2 separate regions of the Homo sapiens genome follow, and region 2 is linked to region 1. The links are chromatin loops, found by intact Hi-C in ENCODE. Cell type or tissue: heart left ventricle. All regions are shown on one strand. Each heading gives the region's core, and the rest is flanking DNA. Links, peaks and the distances in the headings are about the cores only.

Region 1 (15,210 bases), core at 4,665-9,664:
GACCATGATGGTAAAACCCCACCCCTCAGCTTGTTGGGAGAAAGAATAAATGGGACGGCACTTCATACACTGTCAATTTAGGCAGTGACAGCACAGGAACATCATAATTAACCACACTGCTCTCTCCCCATGGATCTTTATGATGGAGTAAATGACACCAAGAAATATTACCACTTGTTCTCAAAATATCCTATTGATTTGGCAGTTACTCTATTTAAATACAAAGATACAATGGTTATTTATTTCTTCAGAAAATACAGGTATTTTTTTTTTCCTCCAAAAACATTATGATTGCCATTTTAATTTCTGTGGTTAAAGAACACCTTTAGGTACTGGGCAGCGCATGACCCAGTCCAGTAAAGTGGCAGGAATTCTTGGAAAAAAGGGCCATAGAGATCCAAGTCAAACGCAGTCCTGATCTGTGAAGATGTATCAGAGGGACCCTGAACCAACAAGAACAACAATCAACGTTTATGACTGCCAGCCCTCTAGCTAATCACTTTACCAACATTATAACACTATCTCATCTAAGCCTCACAATTCTGCCAGGTAGGTACTATCATCATTTCCACATTTAATACACGAGGAAAAAGAAAGTGGTTTAGGCAACTCACCAAGGTAACAAAGCTACTAACTAGCAGAGCTAGGACTCAGGTTCCAAGGCCATCCTCTTAACCACTGTGTGGCACTGCCTCATGCGGATGCTTCCGTTGACAAACCAATCTGGAGCCAACAGAAGCTTTCTGCAGGTGCTCTGTGCTCCAAGAAAGTGTTCCATCCACTCAGTACTTACTGAGCACATCACTGGAAAGACAAAGACTTTCACCCTATCTACCCAGGGGGAACATCAATTCTGGGGGACCTTGAGTGTAATGACAACTCAGGCAAGCACTGAAAGGTGCTTTTAAAAAGTCACAGTAATTCACAGACCAGGCTATAAAGCGCTTTTGTCTATTGTGATAGGCCCCTCAAAACTTGTTTGGGGTAAAAAGCTGCCTATTAGGGATATATGTTCCATACTGTGAAGACTTTCTTACAAAAAGTAAACCACAGTTTACAGCAAAAAGAAACCAGCAGGCCTAGGTCATCCCTGAGTATGACCCATCCTATTCTGCTCCTCTAATTCATTGCTATACATAAGTAAATGTTCTACTACAAGTACTAAAATCATAAAAACTCCCAAATTCTGCACATCCCTTTTTGAGTGCTATGGGAATATATTTCCATCTTTAGGGAAGTTGGTTACATTAGCCTAGGACTTTACCGAGACACAAACAAGCTATATCAGATGAGCTTTCCTATGAAATTCCACCTGTAGCAAATGTTCATCCATATTACTGTTACCTGGTGACTTTGTTGATGACTCTGTCTTCCCCTTTACACTGGCCACCTTGGGCACCTGCAACACAGATTTTTCCCTATGTAAACTCCTCCTTGAAATAGCAATCTAAATAGCTTAAGGTACAGCCGGCTCTCCATACCCACAGGTTCCACATCCGCAGATTCAACCAACTACAGATCGAAAATATTCGGGGAAAAAAAAATACAACTAAAAAAAAATAAAAATTTTAAAAACAATACACAATATAACAGCTATTTACATAGTATTCACATCTTATTAGATATTACAGGTAATCTAGAGATTATTTAAAGTATATATGAGGGCTGGGCCCAGTGTAATCCCAGCACTTTGGGAGGCTAAGGCAGGAGGATCGCTTGAGCCCCAGGAATTTGAGACCAGCCTGAGCAACACGGTGAGACCCCGTCTCTACAAAAAGTTTTAAAAATTAGCTGGGTGTGATGGCTCACGCCTGTAGTCCCAGCTACCTGGAGGCTGAGTGGGGAGGATCACCTGAGCCCAGGTTGACACTGCACTCCAGCCTGAGCGACAGAGTAAGACCCTGTCTCAAAAAATTAATTAATTTAAAAATAAAGTATATGGGAGGATGTGCATAAGTTATATGCAAATATAACACCACTTTATACAAGCGACTTGAGCATTCTCTGATTTTGGTATCTATCAGGGATCCTAGAACTAATCTCCTATGGATACCGAGGGATGATTACACTACAATACAGGAATTAATTTAAGAATAACACCTAGTTAAAGATAAACTCTTATTTTTCCCTCAATTTATTATGCACACAAACATTTGGAGTTAGCTATAGATCTATGGCTCTCTTAATTTCACAATTTATTCACTGTTAAATGTCTGTTTGCATAAACATTTTAATGTAAGCCAAATCTTGACAGTTGGACACGTGGAATTTGAGCTCTGAGAGTGAAGGCAATGATTGAATATTCCGGACTTACTTGTTTCCTGTCTTATAATTTGCAAAGTGGTGCAGTACTCAGATTGACCTCAGGGAGCTTAGAGAGGGGTGAGGAGCGAGACAATCACATAATCAATGCAAGAACTAGGAAGTGATGTGAAGGGCACCAAGAGATCACAGTCAGCAGGGAAACCTGATCCGTTTTGAATATTAATCACAGAAGGGCCCCCTGAACAAGTGGGCATTGGGCTGACATCTCCAGGATGAGTCGAGCTGGCTAAGTGATGGCAGCGTGGGCATTCCAGAAACAAGAAGGGTAAGAGTAAGGGCCTGAGGCAGGCGCAGAGCCTCATGGGGGAATCTGAAGCAGCTTCTCGGGGGTGAGTATTATACACACAGTATGAGACAGGAGTGCGGCAGGGGCTGGGTCATGCAGTGCCTTGAAGGCCACATTGAGGATCTAGTTTTTTTCCTAAGGGAAAGGAGGAACAAGTGAAGGCTTATTGTATGTGGTCTGGAGACAGGTATGCAGGTGACCAGATGCGTATTTTGAAAAGCTTTTTCTGGCTGTAGTGTGGAAAATAAACTGGAAAGAGGCAAGAAAGGGTTCAGGAAGGTCAGTTAGACAATAACAACATTTTAAGTGAGAGACAATGGCAGCCCGGACTAGCGGGGTGGCTGTGGAGATGGGTGAAGGGATTTGAGATTAGGAGATGAAATGCATGGAACTTGATGGGTTGCATATGGGAGTAAGGAAGAAGGTGTTCTTAAGCCCTAGGTTTTGGGCTACAAGACTGCAAGGACAGGCTCCCATTCACCAAGTCTGGGAATTTGAGAAGGGCTGGGTTTCTGGGAACATGGTAGGTTCAGTTTGGGACATTTTATTCTGAGATACTTGGTGACCTCCCAGTGTGAGTATCAGAAAGGTGTTTAAAGTTCTGGTTCAGTAACTGATACTATTACATGTCCACCCAGATAGGAGACTAACAGTTCCTTACAAATAACCTACAACCAGCAGAAAAATAACCTGTTGAATGACGAAGTATTTTCATCACTGTTAAAAGTCACGAACTTCTAACAAAACTGCACAAGCAACATCTATAATAAAAACAATTTCAGCCAGGCGCGGTGGTTCATGCCTGTAATCCTGAGACTTTGGGAGGCCGAGGTGGGAGAATCACGATGTCAGGAGTTCGAGACCAGCCTGGCCAACATGGTGAAACCCCGTCTCTACTAAAAACACAAAAATTAGCTGGGCATGGTGGTGGGCGCCTATAATCCCAGCTACTCAGGAAGCTGAGGCAAGAGAATCGCTTGACCCTGGAGGTGGAGGTTGCAGTGAGCCGAGATTGTGCCATTGCACTCCAGCCTGGGCGACACTGTGAGACTCTGTCTCAAAATAAATAAATAAATAAAACTAAAATAAGACCATTTCAAAACTGTCTGTGTAAGTTCAATTTTTTAAAATATATCTTTCAAGAGAAAGTTAATTCCATCTACTATTCAAGATAAAAATTATTTAAATTTTGGCATTCTAATTTAAACCAATGTATTAGTCTGTTCTCATGCTGCTTTGAAGGAATACCCAAGACTTGGTAATTTATAAAGAAAAGAGGTTTAATTGACTCACAGTTTCACATGGCCGGGAGGCCTCGGGAAACTTACAATCACGGCAGGAGACACCTCTTCACAGGGTAACAGGAGAGAGAATGAGTGCCAAGCGAAGGGGGAAGCCCCTTATAAAACCATCAGCTCTTGTGAGAACTCACTCACTATCACAAGAACAGCATGAGGGTAACCACCCCCATGGTTCAATTACCTCCCACCAGGTCCCTCCCATGACATGTGGGGATTATGGGAACTACAATTCAAGATGAGATATGGGTGGGGACACAGCCAAACCATATCAACCAGGCAGCAAACAAGAAACTTCAAAATGGAGAAAGAAAAATAACTGTTCCTTAAAATGAGCAAAGCAGGGTCTTTGCATCACCTAAAAAGCTCACTGATAAGCACCAATTCACTAAAAGGTTTGAGATAACTGTAAAAAAAAGGAATTAGCTTTTATTGAAGATTTATGTCCCAGACACTTCAAGACACCCCTCATTTAATCTTCATGGCCCTATGAGGCAAGAATTATGCTTCCATTTTCTGAATAAGGAAACTGAGTCAGAGAAATTGAATAATTTGCCATGGCATAACTACTAATAAGGGCTGAAACAGAAATCAAACATGTCTAGACAACTCCTTTTACCAATGCCCAAGACAGGAAAGGGACGAAGCTGCCATTTCCTTGGTGCCAGTCTTCTGCCTTGGAGGTCAAATAATGGGATGTTTATTTCCAAGTTTTTTCTGTTATTACCTGCAATTAAGCAGTTATGTTCTTAGTCTTGAAATAACCTTAATTTTTAAAGAGCTGTCTTTGTCAATTCAATCCTCTCTGCTTCATCTTCTTAAAAGAGTTTTACCTAGACATATAATCATACCCCAAAGAGCTTTGTAAATTTAGTTATAACTGTTCGCAGAATTTAGATCAAAATGTAAACTGAAACCTGGAAAATACAAATGTTTGTTTTCTGTCAAATGCTTACTGCATGTTTCCAACCCAAATCCACTAAAACGATGAATAAACTAAGCTTAACTTACAAAAAAATTTTCAAAAGCAACTTATTTTCTTAAGGAAATAATGCTGGCCAGGCATGGCGGCTCACACCTGTAATCCCAGCACTTTGGGAGGCAGAGACAGGCAGATCACCTGAGGTCAGGAGTTCGAGACGAGGCTGGCCAATATGGTGAAACCCCGTCTCTACTAAAAATACAAAAATTAGCCAGGTGTGGTGGCAGGCACCTGTAATCCCTGCTACTCGAGAGGCTGAGGCAGAAGAATTGCTTGAACTTGGGAGGCAGAGGTTGCAGTGAGCCAAGATCATGCCACTGCACTCCAGCCTGGACAACAGAGTGAGACTCTGTCTCAAAAAAAAAAAAAAAAAAAAAAAAAAAAAGCAGAGAAGATAAGAGAAGAGAAATAATGTTATCTGGTAAGTTCCTTACCAGGCCACAAAAGGTTAACAACTTGAATTGTTAAATAAGGACTCTAGGTGTGCTAACAGGAAATATTACAAGTCCTTACAGATGGTAAGTATATGCACTGCCTAGAAATGCATAAATGAAATCATGATAAATGAGGGGGAAAATACAAACTAGTAAGTACACTGATTATACAATGTTTAAAAATGTAAATGAATGCCTGCTATGGTAGGGTCATATGAAGCTTAACTTTCCTCTATGATCTTTATATATACAGATGTATATAAGTATGTGTATATGCAGATGTGTGTGTGTGTGTGTGTGTGTGTGTGTGTAAAGCTCTTTGTTAATAAATGTTTAAAAGCCTATTCATCCTCCAGGAACCTAAGATAACAGCACTTGTCACTGCCCACCCACGGGCCAGCCCACGACACCCTGTCCTGGCTCAGACACTGGGCAAGGTGACTGAGGGGACACTGAAGAGGAAGAGGGTGGAGGTGGAGTTACGAAGAGGAGGGAGCAAGCAGGGCTGTCCTCAGGCAGGTCAGACAGGCGCCTGGTGCAGTAGAAAGAGTATATGCTTCCAACTCAGACTGACCCCTCTGAGCAGTCAAACTCTAGCTCTGCCCCTCACCAGCTGTGTGACCTCAGGCAAGTGACAGAAACTTTCTGAGCTTCAAAATGAGAAAAATAAAGTCTACCTCCTAGCATTTGCATGGGGAATGAAAGGAATTCTACAAAATTCCTGGCATAAGTGTCTGTCTCCTTGGATGGCTAGTCCCTCTTCTTCCTTGATCGGTTTAGAGTCAGTTGCCTGGTCGATGAAGGGGAAAGCAAGGCAAGAGTAACAATAGGGTATTGTGGGGATTAAAGGAAGATGTATGGCAATGGATCTGTCAACTGCAGCCCTGTACAAACACTGATTATTAATGTACTCTGGGACTCTGGAGTAATAGGAATAACTTCAGGGCTGAGCAGGTCACATGTGAAAAAATTTTTAAACAGCAGCAGCATCATTGGCAGTATTATACTGCTGCTTAAAAGACTTAGAATTTTGTGACTCAGTGCTTAAAATGACATTCAGAAGAAAAATAGCCTCAGGCCAACAGCCGCAATCCTTCACCCTGTGCCCAGGCTCCTGTGTCTGGGATTCAGGGCCATGCTGAAGCCAGCTGGCCTCCAGATGCAGTGACAAATCCAGGGAAAGCATTTGGGGTTGTCAGAGCTCATGGAGTGACTGCTGAGGGGTCGGTTCATGCGTCTGGAAGACAGTTGGGAACTACTGTCTAATGTCTGGCAGCTAGGTTCAGTGCTGAGCTCAGAAGCCGACCAGTGAGCAGGAAGATGCTCAGTTCTGCTTTGAACTGCGGCCAAGAGGCCAAGCGGTAATTTCATCTCTCCTCCAGTTCTTGCCGCAGGAAAACTGACAATAAGGAAAAAACAGATATGGCTGGGTCTCTCTCTCAAAAGGACACTGACACCAAAGTCCTAACTCCTCAAGAGGTCCTTCAAACAAATCTATCAAAATCTGTGAAAAGAAGCCTCACTGAATTCCAAGATCCCAAAGATAATTGTTACTCCTAAAATTTGTTGTAGTAAAAATAACAGCGGGTCTCAGCTCAAGTGTCACATTCTCAGAAAGACCTTCCTGACTACCTCATCCTAAAAGTGGGGCCTCCTCATCCCTTATTATCTTTCTAAAATTATTATTATTTTTTTTTAAAGGCAGGATCTCACTCTATCACCCAGGCTGGAGTGCACTCGTGCGATCATAGCTCACTGCAGCCTCGAACTCCTGGGCTCAAGCAATCCTCCTACTCAGCCTTCTGAGTAGCTAGGACTACAGGCACATGCCAGTACACCCAGCTAGTTTTTCAATGTTTTAAATAGAGACAGGGTCTCACTGTTGCCCAAACTGGTCTCAAACTCCTCGGCTCATGTAATCTTCCTGCCTCAGCCTCCCAAAGAGCTGGGATTACAGGAGTAAGCCACTGCACCTGGCTCTCTCTTTATTTTTGAGAACGGTACTGTCTGACATTGCCTACCTGTTACTTTTTGCCCCACAAGAAAAATATGCTGTATGTGGCAGAAAGTTAGGTTTATTCACTGCTGTATCCCAATGCTGGCACTGAAATATTTATTAGTTTAATGAATGAATGAAGGAACACTGCACATAATACCTAAGTAACCTATTTATGTCCTTTTTAGAAAATTCCATATAGTTCAGAAGAGGAATGTTTATAGTTGAGTATATTTTACAAGTTGAGCATCAGGTTTTAGCTTCCATAATGTAACATTACAGCACTGTTGCTATAAGAAAGTGAAATCTACCTTAAAACTCAGATGTCACTATTCAATGGTATCCTTTCCAGGAACAAAAGCCTTCCTGAGGACTATAACATGGTAATTCTCTCCTCCACGGAACCACTTTGTATAAGGTTGTTTCTGCTGGGAAAATACATTTCTTTTAGGACATGGAAAATCTAATCCAGTTGCTGTAACAAAGAAAAGGATCCTTCCAGAAAAGGGAGGAATTACTACTTCTGGGTGGTGGAAACTTGTCATATCTTGATCATACAAATAAAGGCTCCTCTGCAGGATGTGATCTACCAGGGGTTTGGAAGTAGAAATCAAAGGGCTGTTGCCACCAAGAGGACTGCAGTTTCAGACCTGTGGTGCCAGGGCCTGCCTCTGAACCAGAATCATCCTCCTCCCAGCCTGTGAGAAAGTACAGCAAAGGACTTAAAAGCAGGACACAAATCCAACATATGCAGTTTTCATAACGTACTTTGTTAAAAACATGTATTCTCAAATTGTGTTACACATAATACAGGCACGCAATGCCTCCTTCATAACTAATGTAAAAAACAATTTGGCCAGGTGCAGGGGCTCATACCTATGATCCCAACACGTTTGGAAGCCAAGGTGGGAGGATCACTTGCGGCCAGAGTTTGAGACTAGCCTGGGCAACATAACGAGATCCCATCTCTAAAAAAAAAAAATTTTTTTTTTTTTTTGAGATGGAGTCTTGCTCTGTCACCCAGGCTGGAGTGCAGTGGCACGATCTCAGCTGACTGCAACCTCTGCCCTCCAGGTTCAAGCGATTCTTCTGCCTCCGCCTCCCGAGTAGCTGGGACTACAGGCGCACACCACCACACCCGGCTAATTTTTGTATTTTTAGTAGAGACGGGATTTCACCATATTGGCCAGGCTGGTCTCGAACTGCTGACCTCGTGATCCGCCTGCCTCGGCCTCTCAAAGTGCTGGGATTACAGGCGTGAGCCACCACACCCGGCCAAAAATTTTTTTAAAGATAAAGCAATTTCTCTAAAAAATTAATTTCAGGCCATAAAAACCCACAAGGTCAAAGGTTAAACCCATCTTTTGACTCTCAGGGGAAAAAAGCATATGAATAACCAGGAAAATGAATACAGAGTTGGTACAGCTTTTTCAATAATAAAAATAATAAAACTGTTATTAGACAAAAATGTCTTCTTCAAAAAGACCCTTGGGGGAAACACTGGGCCTCAGCTCCTGATGTGAGTGGGGAGGTGCATCTTTTGGAAGCACTACTGTCAGGCTGTACAAGTCTCAAAATGAGGCCTGGCTGGCAGGTTCCAGCTCTGCTAATCTTACTGAGGAACAACCAACAAGGGACATTCCCAGCTGAACGCTTTAACACTCAAGGGAAAATGGTGTCTGTAACAGCAGCAAACTTTCTCTTCAAAACTTTGCATCTTATTTTAAATGAAGGGTTCTTAACACACACATGCATGCAAGTTTTGGTCTGTGTGTACATGTGCGGATTTCTGCGGAGAGAGTTCATAGTGTTCAGAGTCCTAAATGGTGACTATGTCCCAAAAGAAGTTAAAACACCACTTTTTTTTTTTTTTTTTTGAGATGGAGTCTCACTCTGCTGCCCAGGTTGGAGTGCAGTGGTGGGATCTCGGCTCACTACAACCTCCACCTCCCGGGTTCAAGCGATTCTCCTGCCTCAGCCTCCCAAGTAGCTGGGACTACAGGCATGCACCACCATGCTCAGCTAACTTTTGTATTTTCAGTAGAGACGGGGTTTCACTATGTTGGCCAGGTTGGTCTCGAACTCCTGACCTCGTGATCCGCCCGCCTCGGTTTCCCAAAGTGCTGGGATTACAAGTGTGAACCACCGCGCCCAGCCAAAACACTACTCTTTTAAAGGGTGGCAGAACTTTAGCCTTTGGATTATTTTGGGAAACCAAAGTTTTTCTGAGCTGCCTCTAAAGATTTCTGTCAAGCTGGGAGCCACTTGGGGTCAAAAACCTTTTCCCAAGAAAAATCCTAGGAAGCCTGAGAACTAACACACAATCCTGATGTGGGTGTGGGCCTCTCGTATCTTTGGAATGCCTAACCCGCTGGACCTCACCGCTCAAACAGCCCCTGACGTCTAGACAGCAGGTCAGGAAGGTCTTCACTTAGGGTTTGGATTCTTGAATTTGCCTCGCACTCATGGATGTTGACATTGTCCAGAGCAGGCTTTGACATTTCATAAGTTACTATTTTTTCTCAGAAATGCATTATTTTCTCCAGCTTCCCAAGAAAGATCAAAATTAATGCTGAGTCTTTGATGCTTCAGTACATCACTCCAAATGCAGGGTACATCTCCACAGAAACTTTCCTCCCAGGCAAGCTTTTTTCTTCAACTAGGCATTTCTACATCAAAATGTAACCCTTTAGTCACTGTTCCCACTGTCCCCTGCCCCCTCAACAAACTGTATCGCAGCTATTTAAACATTTTTCAACATCCTGTAAGAATAACACGTACATTTCCCCCTCCTGTTTAAAAAAATTATTTTTTTCTCTTTGTTTTGACAAAATCCTGTTCTCTAGTTGCTTTTTCAAATATGGAAATTTAAGCATGATACAAATTACATGAACTCTCTACTCCCCCCAACCCTGGCTGCTGGACCTGTTGTGATCACATATCTGTTTCTACAAGCCACAGAAGAAAGTGACCTTGTTACTCTGAAAATCTCACTTTCATTCCAACTCTACCCCATTACCAATATTCTTTCATACATATGGCAATTTTGGGCCTTTCTTCAAAAATGTGACCAAAGGTACAATAAAATGAAAGGCTGAAAAATGACTGCTTTCTGCTTGCTCTCCTGAACTACAATCTTCTTCCATCATTTTTTTTCTAAACCAAAAGGTACCAGTCTATTTGGAAAATAATCAGTTTTATAAAAGGTACCCTTACACTATTATTTTTACAATGACTACATGTATGGCAGGAGAAATTACAATCTGCTGAGAAAATTGCAAAATAATTTCTAACTCTATTTGCTATAATTTGACAATTCTATCTTAAGAGTCTAGAAAATATACCATTGTGAAATGTCTCAAACCCATTATCCTAATTGAAATCTATTTAAATGGAATAGTTCCTTTGCAAGTCACATAAAAGCACATACAGAGCAGAGATCCTTCCTATTAAATCTAGAAATGCTATGCCTATAAAGTACATGACATCTAAGCAGTAAAGATTTTAGCCTCAAAATTCCTTAACCATTTGTCATCGTGTATGTGAACGCTCATCTAGAGACCTTCACCTGCTGCCATAGATACAAAATCGAGGATTGAACAATGCCCTTAAAAAGTAATAATAATAAAGTCAAGAAAAGCAGACATATTATGGTCATCTAGCTAGATTTCACTGCCCAGTTTTTATTCTCCACGTTTGTTTTCTTTTTAATACGATGAACCTTTTTCACTTTTCTGATCCTAAACCTTTGACTTTGGAATATACTGCATATTTTGGTGGTGTTCCATTAAAATGGGTCTGTGTCATAGGGATACGAACCAACTGGACAAGACGGAAGGGAGCCCCCAGCACAACAGAGAGCAAAGGAAAGCCCGCAGACAGCTGAGAGCTAAAGCCATTACTGCCTCTGTATTTAAAATCCACAGTGCTGACTCTTCATTAATTTTAGATGAAATTCCACAGTAGGTTTTCTGTAATTACCAACAGCTTGCATTACTTGCTCATGAGATGGCTCTATCAATAAAGAGATCCGGTTTCTTAAGCAGAGTCTCCCAGATCATACGCCCACCTTCATGTGAGGACGTGTGCTGCCAATGGTCTAAGAAGTCCTCAGAAGCAATATGGAAAGGAGACCTTTCTCCAACACCCTTTAAGAGCCAGATCCCTGACCTCCTCCTGAGCACTAGAGGCTGAAATTCAGAAAGGAAGAAGCTTAAATGGCCAAAGGCAGAAGATGACCATTCTTGACTCTAAATTTCTGCTAACAGGGATCTGCTGCAATCATGCATATTTGTCACCAGTGTTGTCCTTTTTTTGACAGAGTCTCGCTCTGTTGCCCAGGCTGGAGTGCAGTGGCATGATCTCAGCTCACTGCAACCTCTGCCTCCCAGGTTCCAGCAATTCTCCTGCCTCAGCCTCCTGAGTAGCTGTTATTACAGGTGTGCGCCACCACAGCTGGCTAATTTTTGCATTTTTTAGTAGAGACGGGGTTTCACCATATTGGCCAGTCTGGTATCAAACTCATGACCTCGTGATCTGCCCACCTTGGCCTCCCAAAGTGCTGGGATTACAGGCGTGACCCACCACGTCCAGCCTACCAGCATTGTCTTAAATATTGGGCTGCCCCCTAGAAGAATGGTCTTTCTGAAAGCAGCAACTTCTGTCTTTAAAAAAAGGTATATAAAACAATCATACTTTCATGAGCAGAGCCCACCATCACAGGACACACATGATGTTCATGAGGAAAGGAAGGAGTCAGTAACAGGCAACAGCAGATGTGTGTTCTAGAACAGCTGGAGGCTGCACGAGGAGAAGGCTGGACTTCTGGGCTAAAAGGGGTAAGCTGAGGCCCTAAGGCCTTCCAAGGAAGGGCAGGATCCACCTTCCAGAGTCACAGAGCTGGGAGGACCAGCCTCCTGGTGCTGTGTCTACGTGAGGGACCCCCTTTTCTTGCTGCAGATAAGAATCACCAGACCTAACAGAAAAGCCAATGACGGGGAACAGATTATTCAGGATACAGAAAAATAAAGAAGGCGGCAGCTGGGCGTGGTGGCTCATGCCTGTAATTCTGTAATCCCAGCACTTTGGGAGGCTGAGGTGGGCAGATCACCTGAGGTCAGGAGTTCGTGACCAGCCTGACCAACATGGTGAAACCCCATCTCTACTAAAATTACAAAAATTAGCTGGGCGTGGTGGCAGGTGCCAGCTACTTGGGAGGCTGAGGCAGGATAATCGCTTAAACCCAGGAGGTGGAGGTTGCAGTGAGCTGAGATCAGGCCATTGTACTCTAGCCTGGGTGACAGAGTGAGACTCTGTCTCAAAAAAAAAAAAGAAAAAGAAAAGAAAAGAAAGAAAGAAGAAGGCAGAGGAGGAAGAAGAGGAATAAAAGAGGCAAACCCAAGAAAAATAAAAAGATGCCCTGTGAAAATTCAGTAGGGTTCTGGTCAAAACAAATGGACTAAGAAAACTGAAGGAGAAAATATCCTGGCACAGGACACCTGGCTAGGATGACGTGTATCTCCAATTCTCTCCCTCAAAGGTCTTCTAGGATTTGAGGGGAGTGGGGCTAGCAGTGAGGAAAGAGAATGTCAGGGCTCCAGAGATGATCTGGTTTGAGCAGTGAGGAGGCGGCCAGGCTTGCGCACGGATGCCCCGCGCGGGGAGCCTGCAGTTCGCTCACCGGTGTTGTCTGTGCTCCAGGTTCTTCTACCGTGAATTGGTCTCTCCATTCTAAAAAGCTGGCTTTAGAGCTTTTTAGATGAGAGGTATGAGAGATTTAGACCTGAAGTTCCTCTTTAACCTTTCTCAGTTGCGGGCTTTTTGAAAGCCTGATGAACATCAAAGATCTCTCCCCACCACACAAATATACATACACAAATATCCTCAAGATTTTGCACTTGATTTTCAAGGAGACACAGATATTTCTCTTCCCCCTCCCCAAGATTAAAAAACCCAGATGTACAGAATTCATTACACTCTTTTGAATAGGAGGAGTAGGGTTTTAATCCACATTCCTTTGGATGGTGAGTGCATGGTCCTAGGGCATTTGGGCAAGACAGAGACAGCATGTGAAATCTCACTCCAGGAAGAAGACAGCCTTCTGGTGCCTCCCAAAGCTTTGCCAGCAATTTTACTCCTGGAACCAAGACTGTAGTGGGAAAACGGCTGGTTACTTTCTAGACAATAAATAACCAATCTATTGAAAAACAAACTATAACTGCAAAACATACCTAAGTGCTTTATGTTAGTGAGAGAAAGAATAAGAAATAATCAAAGAACAAGAGAGAAAGACAGAAAAGAAAAATTGGTACACTAATTTATAAGCTATTAATTTGGGAGAAAAGAATCTATTTTATAAGAATTTTCCATGCTTAATGCTACTTAAAGAGTTAAAATACTTGTTTAAGATTCTTCAAAGACCTTCCCTAAAAGGAAACACAAGATGGGTAAGGACCTCATTTTAAAGATTCACAGGAGGCTGACTCTCACCAGTGTCTGGACCTGCCCAGTGACAGTCCCCAAGCATAGCCACTGTTTTCTAAGCAGTGTCATCTGCTGAATGCTGAAGGGATCACTGGATAACCAGTCCATATTAAATAAATGCAGGTATAGCCTATTTTATAAGCCTTTTATCAGGCCTCAAAGAATTTGGCTTGAAATCATCCCAGTGATTAGACGAGGGTTCCCATGCCAGATGGTAGGCTTCCTGCTTGTCTGTCAGGGACCCTCCCTCCCTTAGCAGTAGCATCACACTTGAAAAGATGTCCCTGTGTACCCACATTGACAGAAATAAGAACTAAAGGGCTGGCCAGGCAGGGCTCACCCCTGTGATCCCAGCACTTTAGGAGGCCAAGGAGGGTGGATTGCTGGAGGTCAGGAGTTCGAGATGAGCCTGGCCAACATGGTGAAACCCCATCTCTACTAAAAATACAAAAATTTACCAGGCCTGGTGGTGCATGCCTGTAATCCCAGCTACTTAGGAGGCTGAGGAAGGAGGATCACTTGAACCCAGGAGGCGGAGGTTGCAGTGAGCCGAGATTACGCCACTGCACTTGAGACTGGGCAACAGAACAAGACTTTGTCTCAAAGAAAAAAAAAAAAAGGAAAAAACATAAAGGGCTGACCCCAGGTACCTGCCCCCATACCTACTGTTTACTGCTGTAAGAACAGGAAAGCAAAACCTCTCATTCCAACTTTAAATACTGACTTAAGCACTTGTATAAATGAGCTCCTAAAACAGAAAAACATCGTTCAAAAAAATTCCTTTTTTCCTTAGCTTGAATAAAGCACCCATCTCACTCAACGTTAACCAATCGACAGTACAGCCTGCTTTGTGCTTACTTAGCAGTGTGTAGGGTGAGAGGCTAGGACACTCCACTGGAGCACTGTGGGAAGGAGCTCAGGAGGAGCTGGAAGGCAGTTCTGAGAGGGAAAACGGAGGCTAATGGTTCAGTTCTGTGACAGATCCCACAAAATGGCTAAAATGCTTGCAGACCATAAGAAAGCTAAGTTTTAGAAATAGTGAAATTTGCAATTTCTGGAAGGCTTCTTTGGAGCTGTGGGTCAACAAATATACATATATTAAATTTGTTTTCAATTGTATTTTTTGAGATTAACACTTTGGCATTAAAAAATCATACAGACTTCTGGAAGGATCTCTTAACCATCCACCCCAGAAAATTCTGGGCCCTGCACTTGCTACACTTGCTGCCAAAACAACTCTATCATCTAACTGAAAAACTAAACTCAAGATGTGTTTTTTCTCTTCCCTAAGATTTTAGTACCTCCTGAAATAAAATTCACTTCAGGCTATTAGGCCTCCTCTGAACAATGATCACAGTCAGCCTTAAGACAAAAGCTAGGCTGACCAAATGAGTTTGGTTTCTGGC
Region 2 (15,210 bases), core at 5,537-10,536, 51 kb before region 1:
ACTCCTCCCCATCCCCCTGCCCACCAGTCTAGGAAACTAGTTTGTCTCTATGAATTTGCCTATTCCAGACATTTCCTATAAATGAAGTCATACAATGTGTTCTTTTGTGACTGACTCCCCTCACTAATGTTTTCAAGGCATATCCATGTTGTAGCAGTGCGTCCTTTTTATTGCATAATAAACTTATTTTTATTGCATAATAATATTATCATCTATGCATATACCACACTTTATCCACTCACCAGTTAATGGAAATATGGGTTGTTTGCCACTTTTGTTGTGTTTTTTTTTTTTTTAAAACAGAGTCTTGCTGTGTCATCCAGGCTGGAGTGCAGTGGTGTGATCTCGGCTCACTGCAACCTATGCCTCCTGAGTTCAAGCCATTCTTGTGCCTCAGCCTCCCGAGTAGCTGGGACTACAGGCGTGCACTACTACGCCCGGCTAATTTTTGTCTTTTTAGTAGAGATGGGGTTTCGCCATATTGGCCAGGCTGGTCTTGAACTCCTGGCCTCAAGTAATCCACCCACCTCAGCCTTCCGAACTGCTGGGCTTACAGGCGCAAGCCACTGTGCCCCACCATTTTCCACTTTTGGCTATTGTGAATAATGCTACTATAAATATTTGTGTACAAGTGTTTGTGTAAACATGTATTTTCATTTCTCTTGGATATATATTTAGGAGTGGAACTGCTGGCTCATATGGTGACTCTGTTTAACTTTTTGAGGAAATACCAAACTATTTCCCACAGTGGCTGGACTATTTTACATTCCTGCCAGCAACGTATGAGGACTCCAATTTCTTTCTTTCTTTCTTTTTTGAGGCAGAGTCTCACTCTGTTGTCCAGGCTGGAGTGAAGCGGCATGATTTTGGCTCCCTGTAACCTCTGCCTCCCAGGTTCAAGTGATTCTCGTGCCTCAGCCTCCCCAGTAGCTGGGATTACAGGCATGCGCCACCATGCCTGGCTAATTTTTTGTATTTTTAATAGAGATGGGATTTTGCCATGTTGCCCAGGCTGGCCTCAAACTCCTGAGCTCAGGCAGTCCACCCGCCTCGGCCTCCCAAAGTGTTAGGATTATAGGCGTGAGCCACCGCACCCGGCCAAGGATTCCAATTTCTCTACATCCTCACTAATACTTGTTATCATCTATCTTTTTAAAAATTTTTATTATTTATTTATTTATTTGGTAGAGATGGAGTTTTGTCATCTTGCCCAGGCTGGTCTCGAACTCCTGAGCTCAAGTGATCCATTCGCCTCAGTCTCCCAAAGTGTTGGGATTACAAGTGTGAGCCACCACTGTGCCTGGCCACCATCTGTCTTTTTCATTGTGGCCATCTGGGTGGGTGTGAAGTGACATCTGACTGTGGTTTTGATTCACATTTCCTTGATGACTAATGATACTGAGCATCTTTTCATGTGCTTGCTTATTTGGGCGTTAGTGTATCTTCTTTGGAGAAATGTCTATTCAGATCCTTTACCCTTTTATTTTTTGAGACAGGGTCTTGCTCTGTTGCTCAGGTTGAAGTGCAGTGGTGCAATCACTAATCACTGCAGCTCTGACCTCCCTGACTCGAGCAATTCTGATTCAGCCTTCTGAGTAGCTGGGACTGCAGGCACATGCCACTATGTCTGGCTAATTTTTTTTTTCTTCTTTTTTGTAGAGATGGAGTCTCAATATGTTGCCCAGGCTGGCCTCAAACTCCTGAGCTCAAGTGATCCTCCTGCCTTGGCCTCCCAAAGTGCTCAGATTATAGGCGTGAGCCACTGCACCCAGCCCCGTTGCTTAATCTGGTTATTTATCTCTTTGTTATTGAGTTGTAAGAGTCCTTTATACATTTCTAGGTACCAGTCCTTTATATTTCTAGGTACCAGAACCTTATCAGATAAATGATTCGTAAACATTTTCTCCCATCCTGTGGGTTATCTTTTCACTGTCTTGATGGTATTGTTGGCAGCACAAAAGTTTCTAATTTTGATGAAGTCCAATTTACCTATCTTTTCTTTGGTTGCTTATGCTTTTAGTATCTTAGCTAAGAAGGTTTATCGAACCCAAAGTCACAAATTTTACTCCTGAGAGTTTTATGGTTTTAGCTCTTACATTGAGGTCTATGATCCATTTTGAGTTAATTTTTATGTATGGTGTGAGGTAGAGGGCCAGCTCCATTCTCTTGCCCATAGATATCCAGTTGTTCCCGCACCTTTGTTGAAGAGACTATTCTTTCTCTCCACTGATTTGTTTTAGCACTCTTGTCTGAATTCTTTTTAAAATTTATTTTTAAATTGGATATATAGCTTCATTTTTTAACTTAGTGCAACAAAAACATTTTCCAATTCAACTTCTAAGTGTTTAAAAAGCCTACTTTGTGGGGGTAGCAAGGGAAGCCCTGGAAAACTATTCTGCCAGTTACAGACTTCCTGGTTTCTATTTGACTCCTATTTGCTCTGTAACATTCTCATCTTCTGATAACACCAAACAGGTAATAATATCTTGTAATCCAGTTTATAGATATGAGATGATGAGCACGACGAGTAGTAATAAGGACAGGACTCTCCATACCGGGGTGGCATATGTTAATATTATCTCTAACATTTTTTAAAACTGTCTGTTGAAATGGAGAGTGGAAGTGCCTTATGCAACCTGAACACCAGAGCCTCACTACTGGAGGACAGGAACCATGGCCTCTCTCCCAGGCAGGCAATGCAGGGCACACAGAACCAGCAGCCTCCCTGGACTCACACCCCTGAGCAAATCTGCAGCTGACCTGTGGAGTCTCTCTTCCTGATGTACCCATGCTGGAAGTGGTACCATTGCACTTTCAGACATTTTTTAAAAAAGAGTTCCCTTGTTTCCTGAATTAAATCCCCTTCCAAACCAGGCACTAAACATTTGGAAAACTAGGCCCTTGCCCCCCAAAATAGTGATATTTTCTAATTCAAATTTTCAGCACCACTGCACTCCAGTCTGGGCGACAGAGTGAGACTCCAACTAAAAAAAGAAAAAAAAAATTTCATCAGAGGCCAGGCACAGTGGCTCACGCTGTAATTCCACCACTTTGGGAGGCCGAGGAGAGTGGATCACCAGAGGTCAGGAGTTCAAGACCAGCCTGGCCAACATTGTGAAACTCCGTCTCTACTAAAAATACAAAATTAGCCGGACGTGGTAGCGTGTGACTGCAGTCCTGGCTACTCAGGAGGCTGAGGCAGAAGAATTGCTTGAACCTGGGAGGCGGAGATGGCAGTGAGCCAAGATCACGCCATTGCACTCCAGCCTGGGGAAAAAGAGCAAAACTCCATCTCAAAAAAAAAAGTCATCAGACTTAGAAGAGGGAAAAGAAATGTCTGGGTGCTTAAAGGGTAAGTGCCAGGTGGCTGGAACAAGAGAGCCCCTGACAGCAATGCTGGGCTGTGACATCAGGGACCCCAGTGAACATAGCATACAATATGCACATGTAACACAAACCAAGGAAACAAAGCTCTAAAATCAGGTTTGTTTTTTAATTTGGGGAAATCTTTCAAAAGGAAGCATTTTATTGGATAATTTTCTTAACGTCAGTGCACAATTCTCCTCTTGATTTTCTTGAGTCTGATGAGAGTCCAGACAGCTGACAGCCTCGCATTTGGAGGGAGGGGAAACTCACCAGTGGTAAACAGGACCATTTGTAGAAAAGTTTTATATCACCCCACTCTTGCCTAGAGGGAGGTCTGCTTCCCACTAAAGCTGGGGTGACTCAGTGCAGAGGTAGTGGGTCGCAGGCCAGCAGAGGCATATGGTCTTTTATTGCCCTGACAAATTCAAACAGATCAGGTGAGTGACCTCTTCCACACTGAAGAGGATCAACGGATCAAGAGCAATGGCTTGCTTCTCATTAAGAACAGAAATACACATGGTCATTGTAAGAGGTCAAACACAGCCAAGGGCGGTGGCTCACGCCTGTAATCTCAGCACTTTGGGAGGCCGAGGCAGGTGCATCTCTTGAGCTCAGGAGTTCAAGACCAGACTGGGCAACATGGTGAAACCCCATCTCTACAAAAAATACAAAAATTAGCTGGGCATGGTGGCACACACCTGTAGCTCCAGCTACTTGGGAGGCTGAGCCCAGGAGGGTGAGAGGATCACTTGAGCCCAGGAGGTCGAGGTTGCAATGAGCCATGTTCACGACACTGCACTCCAGCCTGGGTGACACTGCGAGACCTTGTCTCAAAAAAAAAGAGGTCAAACACCTGGATATGAAAGAGAGGTTAAGTGTCCCCCAGGCAGAGACTGTGACTCTGAAGAGTGTGCAAAGTAGAGGCAGGAGGCCTCAGGCCAAGCAGGCTTTCAGAATAACCCAGCAAAATAGTCTCAGCGAGCCAAGGGGCCCCTGGGTTCTCAGGTGAGGTTTGCACACTCCATCACTTAGCAACTGTGTGACTAGGCTACCTAACTTCATCAAGCCTCAGTTTCTCCGCTTACAAAATGGAGACAATCCTGTCTAGTTTGCAGGACTGTTCAAGAGAGCAGAGTAATTCTATTAAAGTGCCTAACAGAGCCTGGCATCTGGCAGCTTACAGGAGTTATCTTATCAGAGATGATCCTAAGTCCGTGTCCGGTTACACTTTGTAAAGAATGTTCATGGTAAATCTTCAAAAGCACTGGGCATAGCCGAGGAGACTGAGAATTTGAAAATACAATGGTTTTGGAGGAATGAGACCTGAATCACCAGTGATTCTGCAACAACCCCTAGTGATCATCCAGTTGCTCAGGTCAAAGTGCAAATCTTGGCCTCTGCGTTCTCTCACGTCAGCAAATCCAGCCAGCGCCTCCTGCCAAGCACACCCCAGCCGAGCCTCTCCTCACCACCTACTGTCACTACCTTCACATTGATCCAGCCTTCACTATGACAGTCACCTCCCACTCCTTTTTTCCCTCTACAGCCAGTTCTCCACCAAGAGCCACTTATCTTTTTATACTTAGATCAGTCAACATCATACCCTGCTCAAAACCCTCCCATGGCCTCCCATCCTGATCCTCCAGCCTCCCTACCTCCCCATTTCCCTTGCTCACTGTCCGGCCAGGCCTCCTTGCTGTTCCTCGAATATTCCAAGCACATGCCTACAGCGGGCCCTTGGGTTGCTGCTTTTCCCACCTGGAGTGCTCCTCCCACACCCATCACCATGGCTCACTCCCCCGTGACCAACAGGTCTGTGCCCAAAAGTCACCTCCTCAAAGAGGCCCTTCCTGACCACCCATCCAAAATAGCAGAGAAAAACAGTACAAACTTTTTAAAATTAAAAATAAATAAATACATAAATAAATAAAATAGCAGTTCTGGCCACTTCCCCTCCTCCCTTGTCTGACTTTATTTTCATTCTTCCCACCACCTGGTGCTTGTTTCTTGCTGTCTTCCTGAGTAGATTACAAGTTCCCCAAAGGCAGGGTCCTTCTCTGTCTTGTGTACCACTGTTATCCCAGTGCCCACAACAGGGCTTCGGAGCACTTACGCATGAAGAAATGTGTCTAAGTCGAAAAGTGAAAAAGGTCCGGCCCAGCAGCCAGCTTTACCTTCTTCCCAGCTGTGGGGCTGCTCTCCGCACTCTGCAGGGGGCTCCTCTGGGGGCTTCGGCTTTCCTGGGGGACACACCTGCCCATGTACACGCTGTAGTCGAGAAGCATCTTCTGCCGCACGCTGCCTGCCAGCTCCTTCTGCTTTGGCTGTGACATGATCTCCTCCACACTGCCTTTGCTGCTGCTGCGGCTGTGGGTCAGGTGCCCGGACGGACTGTTGTGTCTGCTGTGTGCAGGCAAAAGCCCTGGAGCCAAGAAGACGGGGGCTATTCACACAATGAAGAAAACAACTGCAAAGTAAGCGGACTCCCTGAGAAAAGCAGCTACAATGCTATCAAATGACTGTTTAAAAATATTTATAAGGGGCTGGGCATGGTGGCTCACGCCTGTAATCCCAGCACTTTGAGAGGCCGAGGCGGGCGGATCACGAGGTCAGGAGATCGAGACCATCCTGGCTAACACAGTGAAACCCCATCTCTACTAAAAATACAAAAAATTAGCCGGGCGTGGTGGTGGGCGCCGGTAGTCTCAGCTACTCGGGAGGCTGAGGCAGGAGAATGGTGTGAACCCAGGAGGTGGAGCTTGCAGTGAGCCAAGATCATGCCACTGCACTCCAGTCTGGGCAACAGAGCGAGACTCCATCTCAAAAAAAAAAAAAAAAATTTTATAAGTTTATTTCCCACCCTGAAAAGTACCTTTTTCTCTAAGGTAATTTTTAAGAACGGTTTTTATTCCTCTCCAAGATAATTAGAGTAATGGAAGTAAAGAAATATAGTTGGTAGGTACTATTCTCTTTTCTCCTGATGATCTTTTAGGAAAAGGTCAAATATAGGACCAACACATCCCAAGTAGTGGCGAACTTGTCAGTGCTATCAGGGGTAAATGGAAAGTGGGTAGAGAGCTAATTAATTGTTCATCCACAAGCTCACAGCAATTCCAAAGATGTCTTTCATTCGACAAATTATGCATCAAGCACTTTCAAGCACACCATGCTAAAAAGAAGACATAATCCCTGCCCTTGAACTCACGCACCTAAGCAGATAAATCACAATCTTCTGTAACAAGTGTCAAAATTGTAGCACAACTAAGGGACTCTCTGGGCAAAAAGAAGGGGGTGACTACCTCTGCCCAAGAGACTGGAGCGGTGCTTACCCTAGCTGACTTTCACAGCAGTGACATCTACGCTGTATCTTGAGGGAATAGTTGCCATTTTCCTGGCCCAGGTGGGGAAGAGTATTCCAGGTACAGGAAGCAGCATATGCAAAAAGCAGTGACAGGGCACAGTATGTTTGGAGGCCAGTGAGAGATTCAGTGAAGTTCTAAGCATAGTACGGGGGGCAGAGGATAGGAAATGAGGATGGAGAGATTAGCCAGGAACAGACTGCAAAGTGCCTCAAAAGCCAACCTCGAATTTAATATTGACCCTGTTGCGCCAGAGGTTTTAAGCATGGGATGCGCCTGATGCTAACAATTTTATTTAGATTTACTCTGATGGCCAGGTGAAACGTAAAGTGGTTAAAATCAAACCAGGCTGGGCGCGGTGGCTCACGCCTATAATCTCGGCACTTTGGGAGGCCGAGACAGATGAATCACTTCAGGTCAGGAGTTCGAGACCAGCCTGGCCGACATGATGAAACCCCATCTCTACTAAAAATACAAAACATTAGCCTGGCATGGTGGCCTGTACCTGTAGTCCTAGCTACTGGGGGAGGCTGAAGGCAGGATAATCGCTTCAACCTGGGAGGCGGAGGTTGCAGTGAGCCAAGATCATACCACTGCACTCCAGCTTGGGCAACAGAGCAAGACTCTGTCTCAAAAAAAAAAAAAAGAAAGAAAGAAAGAAAGAAATCAAAAAATCAAATCAAACCATTTTCTTCTTAAGAGGCTCCAACCATCAGAACCATAATTCCCCAGAGCCTCACAAAGGGTCACGCAAGCCATTTCTTAATTTAAATTTTAGCCAGATAATTTCCAGCACTTTAATATTTTACACTGCATAACTATAAAAATACATTTTTGTAACTTTTATTATCCTTATACCGTTTTCATGTTTAGCATTTTTTTAATTGCTAGGATAAAAGCTACATCAAAAACATTAAAAAATAGATGTAAACTAATATTACATTTAATATCCTGGATTGGATCCTGGAAGAGAAAAAGGACATTAGTAGAAAAACCAGTGAAATCCAAATAAAGATTACAGTTTAGTTAATAGTAAAAAAGAGAAAAAAAGATGAAATAAACAGGGCAGCATGATACCAACACTTCAAACCAAACTGATCCCATTGTGACTGAGCCACACTCCATGTAGAGGAGGAAAGGAACCCCCTACGAGGCCTGGCTGGTGCTCATTGCCCACAGAACAGCCTCTTCACATCACCTCACCCTTCCCCTGAGTGGGACAAAGCACAGGAGTCGTCACTGCACTGTGGGTCTCATGGACAATAGCCCCTGATAAAGTCAAGGACCTTCCTGTGCAGAGACCATACTGGAATTCTGCCAAATGACCATGTGGCTTTCCTGCTGTCTCCAGATTCTTATTCCTCCGGGAGGCCTTTCCTGACCTGCAGCCTGGGCACTGCTGGCTGGAAATGCAGAATCTCAGCCCCACCCATGACCTCGAGTCAGAACCTGCATCTTAAGATCCCGTCAAACATTCAAGTCTGAGAAGCACAATCCGTGTTGCTAGAGAAATCTATGATTTTGGTGACAGCATCCCTGAGGGAGAGGACAGGGCAGGTCGTCGAGCAGGAAGACTTCTAACTTCTTGGTACTGATAGATGTACCTGGCCTCAGAGAATCAGACCAGTCCTACCTTCACGGCTGACCACCTATGTAGTCACTGATTCAGAGATGGTTTTGAAGAACAGCACAGTGCTCACCAATTTACCTTGCTACTAGTTTAATCACACTTTTGGTGGCTTAAACTTACCATAAATATCTCAATTCATAGCTTTCAAAGGCAACCCAGACTTACAGATGTACGAAGACATTAGTGGTGTGTGAGCCTTGCTTTAGTACCAGTGAGTGCACTGAAGGTTTTCCCACATCTCTGACTCTTACCATTATGTTTGTTGTGTGCTGAGTGGAACTTTTGGCAGGATTTCCAAAAATTGAACTCGTTAAAAATAATCAAATGCTTTATTTAAGTCCATGAATAACATGCCTCTTTTGAAGGTGCTCTGGGGGGCCCCTAAGTACCTAAGGTGGTGTTTCCTGGTGGCCCCATATACCCCCGTGGGTTACCTGATTCTGAGCTTCAGTGCCTAGACCAGTAGACCTTTATATTTCCAGTAGGAATACAATCTGAGCCACATAAACAATTTTAAATTTTCTAGTAGTCACATTTAAAAATGTAAAAAGAGGTCGGGCACAGTGGCTCACGCCTGTAATCCCAGCACTTTGGGAGGCCAAGGTGGGCGGTTCACTTGAGGCTGGGAGTTTAAGATCAGCCTGACCAACATAGTGAAATCCTGTCCCTACTAAAGATATAAAAAATTAGCTGGGCGTGATGGCGGGTGCCTGTAATCCCAGCTACTCAGGAGGCTGAGGCAGGAGAACTGCTTGAACCTGGGAGGCGGAGGTTGCAGTGAGCCAAGATCGTGTCACTGCACTCCAGCCTGGGCAACAAAGCTAGACTCCATCTCAAAAAAAAAAAAAAAAAAAAAAAAAAGAAAGAAAGAAAAAGAAAGGTAAAAAGAATACAATTAATTTGAATATATTTTTAACCCAATATATCTAAAATATTATTTCAACATGTAACCAATATAAGAAGTTATTAATGAGATATTTTACATTCTTTTATTGGACTAAGACTTTGAAATCCAATGTGCATCTTATACTTAGAGCACACCTCCATCTGGACTGGCCACACTTCAAGTGTTCAAAAGCCACATGGGGCTGGTGGCTACCGTAAGAAGCAGCACAGGTTTAGACCTACCAGGAGAGCTAGGCAGTGCCTGGTGCTGAGGAGTTCTTACCCACTTGAATTTTCTTTTACTCAGTGTTATGGGTTGAATTGTGTCCTCCAAAAAATATGTTAAAGTCCTAACCCCAGTATCTCAGAATGTGACCTTATTTGGAAACAGAGTCATTGTAGATGCCATTCATTAAAATAAAGTCATACTAGAAACAGGGTGGGCTCCTAATCCCATATGACTGGTGTCCTTCCAAGAAGACACAGAGCCACTGACAGACAATGCCATGTGATGATAGGCCAGTGTGGAGTGATGCGGCTGCGGGCCAAGTATTGATGGTCACCACCAGAAGCTGCAAACACGCAAGGAAGGATTCTATGCAGAGTCTCACAAGGAGCATGGCCCTGCTAACACCTTGATTTCAGACTTCCAGCCTCCAGTACTGTGAGAGAATACATTTCTGTTGTAAATCACCCAGCTTGTGGTATTTTGTCCCAGCAGCCCTAGGAAATAAATATATCTAGTAATCTCCCCATTCGTCTTGATTCTTAAAAGGGACTTCTTAGATCTCAGTGCTGGGATTAGGATGGAATCTGGTGTTGAAGCTGACAGAATGGAAGGTTAGCAAAGGAGTTAGGGCAAAGGCTCAGATTATGTTCCAGGGGAAGGAACCAAAGCACTCTGAAGCAATGTGTGACACTCATGTGACCAGCATAACTCCCGGATCAACACAAATGCCTTGTTAGAGAAAGCCCCAGAGTGGCTCCCTCCTAGTCTTTGTTTCAGATCCATGTAAGAAAGCTTTCCCTAATAACACCCACACTGGTCTTGTCCCAATTATTTGTTACACCACACTCATTTTAGCATGGCAATTTGTGAACACCTGACTCATACGTGCCAGTTTTGCATAACAGGCACAACACCTGAAGGACAGGGGAGCTACTGCTTTTTACTGGTTTTGTGTCTCTTGCAGCTCCAAGCCCAGCCAAAGCTGAGCAAAGAGGTGCTGCATGGTTATCAATCCGAATGACCACGATCTGACCTGAATGGTCAGGAAGTGCAAGGATTCTGCATTCTATGGCAAGCTCAGGCTCGGAAGACATATTGAGGGTCAGGTGCTCGAAAGTACCAGCCTGAAGGATCTCCCTGACTCACCTGCCATCTCAGAACCAGGGTTTTTCTGTTGCTGCTTCTCTCAGGGGAGTCACATTATATACAAATAAAACATAACCAGCAAAGGCTAATAAACATCATCTGCAAATGGATCCATCATTGGTTAAATGATTTGGGACAGACGGCTGCAGTGATCAGCCTAGATGGTAAATGAGTCATGAGAATGCACATTAGGTGGCAGACAACCATCAGTTCAGGGTGGGCTTCCTTCCTTCCTTCCTTCCTACCTGGCATTCTTTCTCTATTCTCCCTAGTGGCCCTTTAAAAATGCATAAGCATTTAGCACAAACATCATTACCTGGTTTACCTCCAGAGACACCCGATGACTTCTTGATTTCCGACTTTAGCTTAGATGCCAGAATAAATCTCCTAAACCATTCCTCTTTTTCTCGGCCAGTTCTCCCAAAGAGATAGAGTATCTGATCTCGCTGGCTAGATCTTGTTCCCTCCTGAGGGCGGGGTGGCTTCTTAGGGTCCTCACTTCCCTCAGCTGGCGGCTTCTCTTCTGAAGTCTCCTTATCAGTCTGAGCTTTAGACATAAAGTCATCTTGCTGACCAAGCTCGATACAAATGGGGTACTTTTTATTCCAGATTCGCTTTCGAGCCAAAGTTTTAGGTACAAGATAAATCTACAGAGAAAGAAAAATGATGATTTATATATTAAAGATTGGCTACACTATGCATTAATATTATGCATAGCACAAAGTGCAAACCTTATAGACTTTTTGACTAAAATGATGAATATGAAATAACTTTCAACACTTGTTCATAACATGACTACAGAAACTGGAATTTTCAGAAGTGTCTTGTTATTCTTCAAAATCATTCCACAAAGTAGGCATTTAATAATTTTGCGAGAGTTATAAATATCCGTAATTTTCAGGTGGCAGTAGCACAATAATAATGTTTAGCTGCTTATCATCAACTATGTTTGGCTATCAACTGAATTTAATGACCTTGGACCAAACTTAAGTTGGAAGAAAAAAAAAGATAGCTAAAATCTAGATGGGAAGCTAAAGTCAACCTTGAGTATCAAACTCAAGTTAAGAATAAACTTATATAAAAACTATTTTAAGTACTTCTCTCACATTGGAGAAATCTAAAGATCATTCAGATGAACTGTAAGAACAGAGAAACAATAGCTTTGTGGAATACATAATTTACATTTCTCACAAAAATAGAAGTATATAATACTTAATCAAAATGTAGTTATTTTGCATATCTATCATTTGCACATGTACAAAGACTTCAATAGTTAAGTACCGCAGAATCACCACACATAGCCACACAGCTTTTTGTTTGACTGAAATAATTAGCTTTTAAAGGCAGAATTCTGAGTGCACAACACTTGTTCCTCAAGTTGTGGTCTGTGGACCAGCAGCCTGAGTATCATCTGGGAGCTCATAAAAATGCAGGCCCGAGGCCCTGCCCACAGCTACTGAATCAGAATCTGCATTTAACAAGATGCCCAGGTGATGTGCATAAACTTTAAAGTGTGAGAGGTACTGTCCCCTAAGGTATACTGTTCAACGACCACAAACCTTTTTAGGGTATAAAAAAATGCAGTTAAGCATCCAAGATGCCATATGCTTTTCATTCATCTAAGCTATCCTTCCAAAATTGCTCAGGCTCACCTTGCTGTCTGAGAGGTCATAGATTTTCTGGCTGATGTAGGTGACCTCTGGCTTGGGTTCATTGTAGCTGGCCCTCCTGGATATATTTTTATTGGGCTTTGAAAGTCTTAAGGTTCCACCCTCAAGTCGAACAAAGACTGAATGTGTCAAAGTCGCATGGTAGGTTTCTGGATCATAGTTGTAAATCTCATTCATCCATCCCTGATGAAGAAAAACTTCCATTAGTAATATCAGAATAATCGCAAATCTGATTTAGTGTGAAATGATGAACACTGTGGTATTTGGGACACTGAAACCAAACTTGATCACGACACAGATATCAGCTCACCAATGACTACAGGTTGCAAAGAGAAGTGCTTAGCTGGGAGGATAACTGGAACTGAGGAGGTTTTTGATAACCAAAAATCTGGATTTGGAGGAAAAATGGCAATGTTCATTATCCTAAATAAAAGGTTCTTTCTTTTTTTAAAGCTTATAAGCACATCAGGAAACTCAGAAGATTTGTTCATGTGACTGAGCAAGCCTCTCTGCCTGACCTCCTTTGGGGTGATTAATCCCACCCAGTCTGGCCTTCTTAATTAGCTAAACACATGCTCTTCCCAGCCCAGTTGGAATCTTTGAAATTTCAGGTATTAATTCATGTTATCACAGGACTCAGAGAACTACCTCTCCACTTCTGTTGCACTACAATATGTACCTCATTGAAACCATGCAGTAAAGCAGATGATTGAGAATTAGGCATTAAATACATCGTAAATATAATCAATAATATATCAAAATTCAAAGATACATAGTAACTTAAATGGGTAAAATTGTGCTCCAGGTCCCCCTGCCAAATTGGACATAAATGATTTTGTGTTACATATCTTGATTTTTTAAAAGAGCCAACACTGAAATGTATGACAAAAAATACATACACAAAAGCCTAATACACTATACACTGTGTTAAAGCTAATCTCATAGCTGTCATCATCATTCATCACTGAACACTTCTCCTGCCTCAAATACTTTTTCAGGTTATGAGTAGCCCAGATCTCACAAAAGAAGTCCTCTGGGGAGTTTTAATTGATATCTTCCTACTCTCCCCAACTTTTTAAAAATACATGTCTTTGTAATGAGCAGAGAGATGCTAAAGCTCACTACATGGGAGTTGGGACTGTCATTCTTTTCAAGCAATAGCCATTTCCATGCTAAGTATTTGAGTCTCACACTAAAGTCTTGAATTGAAAGCCTATGAGAATGAGGACTCCTCAGAATTCTTTCATTCATCCTTTTATTAAAACACGCATTGAATCTATGTGCGAAGCAATGGGTTAGGAGTTGGGACAAAGATTTTTTAAAAGGACAGGATTCTTGATCCAAAGGTGCCTCCAAAAGAGTAGAGAATTAGGTCTTCATTCCCGTATCCTATGACCCCACTGTAGTAAACATAATAGAGACAAGTTGTCACAAACAGAGCACCTAAGTGTGAAGTGGAAGGAAAAATGGACAAACATATCTCTTTGTCATGGGGGAAAGAGTGTGAAACTTATGAGCCAATTATATGGATTTATATACCTCAGTAGATGTTTTGGCCTGAGCTGGGAGGTTCTCTCCCTCCTCCCAAAGAATGACCGGACAGGAGCAGCATCTATTCAACAATATTGAGTGAGCAAGCAGTGGCCATGGGAAGAGGCGTTTGTGAGGAAACAGCAACAATCAGAGCAATGAAGAGAAAAAGATGACAATTACAGATCACAGTGGGGCCTGAAGTGGACTGTATTGTCAGAGCATCCGTTTGGGTGGGTGTATTTTTGCTAAATGTAGAACTAAGTACTTTCTTTGGCTCACAGTTTTTTTGTCTTTTTCTTTAGTCTGTTCTTATGGCAAATTACATTCATTGACTTTCAAATGTTGAACCAGTCTTGCATTCTCAGGATTAAGGATGTATGAGTCATGATGTGCTGAAATTGGGCTGTATCAGCTCACAAGAACGGATTCTACACATCTCTTCCTAACTCCATGTTCAGTGACTTCACGTTGGTAGCTTTCAACTGGCAACAGTGGGAGTTGCTACATCACGGAAATCAGGGAATAGTCAAATCAAGATTTTTTTTTTTTTTTTTTTTTTTTGGAGAGCCAGTTTACCAGCATAACACTTTGCTGATATTTTGTTCATTTGTCCCTCTAAGTTCATGAAGGAAAATGGTCTATAGTTTTCTTGCAGTGTTTTTTGGTATTAATGAGCCTCAGAAAATGCAGGTAAGTGCATTTGGGAAGTGTTCCCTCTTCTCTATTTTCTGGAAGTTTGTGTAGAATTAATAATATTTCTTCCTTAAAGGTTTGATAGCATTTGCCCATGAAGCTATCTGGGCCTAGATTTTTCCTTGCAGAAAGGTCCCAAACTATGAATTCAATTTCTTTACTTGCTATTGGACTATTTAGGTTATCTATTTCTTCTTGAGTAAGCTTTGGTTTGTATCTTTCAAAGAGTTTATCTATTTTATCTATGTTGTCCAATTTCTGGGCATAATGTTGTTTACAATATTTCCCTATAATCCTGTGAATATCTGTAGTGTCTATGGTGATGCCCCCTCTTTCAGTCCTGACACTGGTAATTTGTGCTTCTCTCAAATCTTTCTTTTCGTATGTATGTATGCACATATATATGTATATATGTATGTATCTATCATCTATGTATTTGATACAGGGTCTTTCTCTGTCATCCTGGCTGTACTGCAGTGGCACAATCATAACTTACTGTAACCTGGAACTCCTGGGCTCAATTAATCCTCCCACCTCAGCCTCCCAAGTAGCAAGGGCTACAGATACGTGTCACTACACCAAGCTAATTTTTTTAAAAAGATCTTTGTAGAAATGGAGTCTTGCTATGTTGCCCAAGCTGGTCTTGAACTCTTGGTCTCAAGCAGTTCTCCCACCTTGGCCTCCCAAAGTGCTGGGATT

The links. A loop is a pair of places that touch in the nucleus more often than their neighbours do. Peaks named below come from ENCODE experiments on the same cell type or tissue, not always from the same donor. Only the 100,000 strongest peaks of a DNase experiment are listed, where the experiment ranks them.
Region 2: a loop joins it to region 1, with 12 times the contacts of the local background. A loop is called at or near these places in 10 of 110 quality-filtered maps.

The regions. Positions count from the first base shown.
Region 1 is chr17:64,234,629-64,249,838 of GRCh38, forward strand. The region is part of intron 1 of TEX2 (testis expressed 2); the gene reads right to left. Among named protein-coding and RNA genes, the nearest start is that of TEX2, 21 kb to the right of the region's middle. RefSeq lists a silencer at 5,617-5,826. In heart left ventricle, for the core only: no CTCF peak of the experiment used is centred there; DNase peaks (open chromatin) are centred at 5,780 and 6,573; H3K4me3 peaks cover 279 bases; H3K27ac peaks cover 2,238 bases.
Region 2 is chr17:64,182,628-64,197,837 of GRCh38, forward strand. It overlaps TEX2 (testis expressed 2), which reads right to left. Exons shown (of 12, transcript NM_001288732.2): 3 at 12,268-12,468; 4 at 10,932-11,262; 5 at 5,541-5,788. Among named protein-coding and RNA genes, the nearest start is that of SNORA50C, 44 kb to the left of the region's middle. In heart left ventricle, for the core only: no CTCF peak of the experiment used is centred there; no DNase peak of the experiment used is centred there.